2 separate regions of the Homo sapiens genome follow, and region 1 is linked to region 2. A link is a loop called in an ENCODE intact Hi-C map of the cell type or tissue named here. Cell type or tissue: A673. All regions are shown on one strand. Each heading gives the region's core, and the rest is flanking DNA. Links, peaks and the distances in the headings are about the cores only.

Region 1 (2,925 bases), core at 327-2,826, 180 kb before region 2:
ATTTAGAAATCTAGAAGTTATTCTTGACTCTTACCTTTTGCATGTCTCTTGCCTCTAATTCAATCCTCCAGCAGATTCTACCTCAAAACACATTTCAGTTGTGTCTACTTCTCTGCATGTCCACTCTCCTGGGTGTCCACCATAAAGTCGGTGGGAATAGATGAGTATCACAGACAGGTTTAGACCTTTATAACCCAGAGGTGTTACCCTAGAGAAAACAGACAGCTTCTCTCTTCCAGCATTAACGTAAAATCCCAGCGAAGAAGCGGCCAGGTTTGGCTCATCTGCCAATTATTTTGACCAGAGGGATGTAAAGAATGCCAGACTAAGAAAAACACCACCACCTGCTCAGAATGGAGGCTGGTGACTGGGGCCCTCACCTCCCTGTGTGACGTCACCTCCCTGTGTGGGGTTTGCTGTCTTGCATGCACTTCACATGCAAACCAGAACTCTTGAAATAATGGGCTCTTCAATGAATCTTTATCATTATAATGCCTAGAAGCTTTGAGAATTTCCTAGAATAGATCTTATACAGAACTTGTAAATTAAAGAAAGCCTTTTGGCTGGGCGCAGTGGCTCATGCCTGTAATCCCTTGGGAGGCTGAGGAGGGCAGATCCCCTGAGGTCAGGAGTTCAAGACCAGCCTGGCCAACATGGCAAAACTCTATCTCTACTACAAATACAAAAATTAGCCAGGCATGGTGTTGCGTGCCTGTAATCCCAGCTACTCGGGAGGCTGAGGCATGAGAATTGCTTGATCATTTGAACCTGGGAGACAGAGGTTGCAGTGAGCCAAGAGCACACCACTGCACTCCAGCCTGGGCGACAGAGCAAGATTCCATCTCAAGTTAAAAAAAAAAAAAAAGCCTTTTAGGGCTCTGAAAACATTCGATTATATTTTGTTGGATTGAGGGGTCTGGTTATAAGTGGAAGGTGTCAACCCCTGTGTTCTTTTTCAGTCTCTTAGGATGCTTTCAGCTCTGAGTTCCCCAGATTGGCAAGGTTCCAGAATATATACAGCTATATGAATAGATGTAGATAGCTCATGTAGACAGAGATAGATATTGATATAGATTCACATGCATTCTATTCTTTAAATTTATGATTTAGGACCATTATACATACCAGAAAATGCATAGTTGAAGAACTAAACAGTAAGACATATATAAAAAGAAGTAAAGCCAGAGTTTTTTCCTATCTCCATACCCCATCTCCGAAAACCTATGGTAATTCAAATTAGTCTATTCCATTGAAACCCACATGTCTTCTCTTAACATTTTTATAGTTACGGAATTCAACTGGAATTTTGATTTCCCAGAACGAAAATAAGCAAGAAAAAATCTCCCAGGGTCAGAGAAAGCCATTCTTCCCATTCATGTTCTTCTCTTGAAACACCAGTAGAGGGCGAACAAGATGGCAGATAAAACCCCTGGAGCCGACAGGGCAGCCCAGAGAACTTCCTTAATTCCCACTGCCCAGCGGCCAAATGTGGATTCCGAACTCAGGAACATGAAAAAGCGGAAATATGGCCTTGAACACTAATTTGATTTAACCCTGGCGTTTCCAAGTTGTTTCTCTCCGATTTGGGTCTGTGATAGAGACTAAATCCTTTACAACCTGCCTGCTCATCTCCTAGAGACCAGTTTTGGAAAGATAGGTCTCAGAAAATGCACAAAGGGTGGGGCCTGGTGGCTCACACCTGCAATCTTAGCATTTTGGGAGGCTGAGGTGGGAGGATCCCTTGCACTGAGGAGTTCAAGACCAGCCTGGGCAACATACCTAGACCCAGTCTCTACAAAAAAAAAAAATACATATATATATATATATATAATCATATGTGTAATTATTACCCCAGGTGTGGTGGCATGTGCCTGTAATCCCAGCTACTGGGGGGCTGTGGTGGGAGGATCACTTGAGTCCAGGAGATTAAGGCTGCAGTGAGCCATGATCGCACCACTGCACTCCAGCCTGGATGACAGAGTGAGACTCTGTCTCAAAAAAAAGAAAAAAATCTATCTATACACACACACACACACACACACACACACATACACACATATATATATGCACAGAGGAGGGCAGAGGATAACAATCTATTTCTTATTTTAATGACAGGGTATCACACGCTTGCAGCAACCAGAACGTGACTTCTCCTGAGTACTGAAGTATTTCACAGCATCTGCAGAATTTAAAAGGAAGGAAATCAAGGAAAGGAAAATTTATTTTCATATACCCTTAGTTCAGAATAAAGACACATAGAAGCCTTATGGAGGAAAAGATAAGAATTTTATAAGCCTCGATGTTGAATAAAGAATTTTCTATTGCAATTTTAAAATACGTATGTATGGCCTCTGCCCAGTTAGGTAGCCTTGTGGGCCATTTGGGTAAAGCCCTCTTTATACTGTAATTCAATGTGTCAAAGATCAGTTGTTATTAGATGGGCAGACTTTTTTCAAAATGATAGAATCCAGTTTGGGCAAAAGTCTGGGAATATGAACCATTTTGTACACTCTTGGCTGGAGGGTAAATGGGTACAACTTTGGAAGGCAGTTAGGCAATGTCCATTCTAATTTTGTGTGAACATCCTACATGATCCCTCATTCTGACTTCTGTCCTGTAAAAACACTAGTAAAGTGTTCAAAAAGATGTGATAAAACCTTCATTGTAGCATTGTTTGTAATAAAGTTTAAAAAGAACTTAAAACTTCACTAAGGATAGACAGAATCGTTATGGCTTGTTACATGCCCTAGCACTATTCTAGAGGCTTTATCCGCATTAATTATTTCATCCCCACAACAAGCATTTTTTTCCTTTTCTTTTATTTGTATACTCTTTTTTTTTTTTTTTTTTTTTGAGACAGAGTCTTGCTCTGTCACCCAGACTGGAGTGCAGGGGTGTGATCTCAGCTCACCTGCAACCTTCGCC
Region 2 (2,925 bases), core at 335-2,834:
TATCCAATAAAATGTCTGTATTTTGCTTCACATTATTTCACCCTCTGATTCAGCAGTTCTGACGTTGAACAAAGGCAATATATATTTTCCCCTTATCTAGATGTGTATGAGCAGTCTTCAGATGTGCATCTACAGCTGTTAAAATGTGACTTTTTTTAGTTATATTATTAGTGTTTGTGGTACACAAAGTTAACAGGTTCTGCTCTCAGATTTGGAGAGTAGTTTACATTTGACTCTGACAGTAGTGTTAAAAGGGTTTTTTCCCCCTAAAGTGTTTTGAGGAATCATATACTTTGGATTATTAATTCTCTTTATTTGACATTAAAATAACAAATTTTTCTTAGGAATTTGGATATCTTTAAGTTAATAAAAGGTATTAACATGCAGTTTCTAGGATAAGGATACCCAGAAACTACTTTTAAACATACTACACATTCAATTCTGTTTTCTAGTAGCCAGAGAAGTCCATCACCTGGTCCCAATCATACTTCTAATAGTAGTAATGCATCAAATGCAACAGTTGTACCACAGAATTCTTCTGCCCGATCCACGTGTTCATTAACGCCTGCACTAGCAGCACACTTCAGTGAAAATCTCATAAAACACGTTCAAGGATGGCCTGCAGATCATGCAGAGAAGCAGGTATGTTATGTACAGCCTAGATTTTACCTTTGGATGATTAGCAAAACAGAATTTAATCAACTTCTAGAGAATCTAATGTGACCACTGAATTCAAGCAATATTTAAAATAATGAATCTCTAACTTTGTAGTCATTTAAAAAATATTTGATATATAAGATAACTTTTCTGGTTTTACAAAATATTTTAACATAATTATAGGCACTGTTGTCAAGTACTCAGCAGTTAGCTCAGTGCTTAATGCCTTATATTTATTTTCTCTACTTCTTAAAACAGCTAAGCAGTGTAGATAGAGTTGAAGTCCTTAAGACCAAATAGTGCATAAGACCTTGATCCCAGGGTCACCCAGTTAACAGTGATGTGGCTCAAAGCCAGTGTACTTTTTCCACTCAGCTTCTCTGATAGTTTCAGATTCCATTAGCACTGTTAATCTACTGGCCAAGCGCAGTGGCTCATACCTGTAATCCCAACACTTTGGGAGGCCAAGGCAGGTGGATCACTTGAGGCCAGCCAGGAGTTCGAGACCAGTCTGACCAACATGGTGAAACCCCATCTCTAACCACAAGTATAAAAATTAGCCAGGCATGGTGGCATGCACCTGTAATTACAGCTACTCGGGAGCCTGAGGCACCAGAATTACGTGAACCCAGGAGGCAGAAGTTGCAGTGAGCCGAGATTGCACCACTGTACTCCAGCCTGGGTGACACAGTGAGACTCTGTCTCAAAAAAACAAAAAAAAACCCCACTTAATTTTCTATGACTCTCTCACTAGACTAGCAACTGGAAGTTAGGAAACATTTTTGCTTTGGGATGAGAGACCTTAGGACATTCCAGTTACTGCCATTTGCCTCTTGCTTTTTATCAGATAACTGACCATCTGGGGTGTTCGAAAGTTTACAGAGAATATGTTGTGTGTCTTACGATAGAGGAGTATAGTGAGGCTCTTGAATCAATATCTAATACCTGAACTTGCAGAAATGACAATCTCTTTGGCTGACCCAGCATCTTTTATTAACCACAAATTATGAGTCCTTTCTTAGTGCTGTATTAGCTTCAGGTTGGAAATCCTATTTTCTCCAACTTAGAAGAGAAATATTAAAATAAGTACCTTCCACCCTTAGAGACAGTTTCTTAAAACAAATTAATTTTCCCCATTAGGTTCACCAGCATTTTTGTGTATTGAAGGGAAAAGGATTATTCTCTAATCCTAGTATAAAATTGTACTCAGAAATTTAATGTTTTATTTTGTGTATGTTAATGTTTATATTTTATGTTTTCTTCATTTCTTTAATTACAGGCATCAAGATTACGCGAAGAAGCGCATAACATGGGAACTATTCACATGTCCGAAATTTGTACTGAATTAAAAAATTTAAGATCTTTAGTCCGAGTATGTGAAATTCAAGCAACTTTGCGAGAGCAAAGGTAAGTCTTTCACTGAAATATATTTTTATGTTTCTCAGGATTATGATTCTTAAATCGAACTAAAGAATGTAAATCACATTTTATTTATGAAATGTAAAGTTCTCTTCGATACATTGATCACATTCTATCACTGCATTTTCATAAGTTAATATTTCTCGTGAAGGATAAAGCCTGTCGATTTTCTCTTAACCCATGATGAATGCTTCATTAGACTTTTCTCATAACTCCATAAGCTGCAATAATATATTACTGAAAAAATGAAATATTGACCACAACTAATTATAAATGTCCTCTCTTGCTGAGGGTGTTTCCATTGAAATTTCAGATTATTTGTCCTTGCATCATCAATAGATCCCTTGAAAAGTATAGAAAGAATTTGTCTAGCAAGTTTAGTGTATCTGCTGTCTTAGTATTTTTCACCTGAACTCTTGTCTTGTATTTCTTAATCTAGTGTTTCACTCAAGTAGAATATCTAGGTCACAATAATAATAGCATAGGTATTATTTTTTAATGCCTATTACAGAATTGAGGACAAACTTGGCAATGGCTTTATGTCCTGTCTGTGCAAGTCACAGAGTTACAGGTCGATTGAATCTTGTCAAGAAACCATAAATATTTAGTAAATACCAAATGGAGTTTATAGTACAACTTGAAAAAGTAAGTTTATTTACAGTTACTAAAATATCTGGAGGTACTCTCTGAGTAACAACTTGGGTTCTTATAGTCAGATTGCTCTGAAAGTAGTTCTAACAAACTTCATTTTGGCTTGTTACATCATTCGACTTTTGGGAAATTATTCATTATTGCATCTTAGGAAAACAGTATATACAGTCAAATATCAAGCCAGCCTGATTATGCCTA

Evidence for each region. A loop is a pair of places that touch in the nucleus more often than their neighbours do. Peaks named below come from ENCODE experiments on the same cell type or tissue, not always from the same donor. Only the 100,000 strongest peaks of a DNase experiment are listed, where the experiment ranks them.
Region 1: a loop joins it to region 2, with 4 times the contacts of the local background. A loop is called at or near these places in 22 of 110 quality-filtered maps.

The regions. Positions count from the first base shown.
Region 1 is chr10:28,430,929-28,433,853 of GRCh38, forward strand. It overlaps LINC02652 (long intergenic non-protein coding RNA 2652), which reads right to left. Exons shown (of 3, transcript NR_134496.1): 3 at 2,080-2,179. Among named protein-coding and RNA genes, the nearest start is that of LINC02652, 63 kb to the right of the region's middle. RefSeq lists an enhancer at 1,379-1,488. In A673, for the core only: a CTCF peak has its summit at 1,395 (motif pointing right); a DNase peak (open chromatin) is centred at 1,423.
Region 2 is chr10:28,615,721-28,618,645 of GRCh38, forward strand. It overlaps WAC (WW domain containing adaptor with coiled-coil), which reads left to right. Exons shown (of 14, transcript NM_016628.5): 12 at 453-642; 13 at 1,937-2,064. Among named protein-coding and RNA genes, the nearest start is that of BAMBI, 60 kb to the right of the region's middle. In A673, for the core only: no CTCF peak of the experiment used is centred there; no DNase peak of the experiment used is centred there.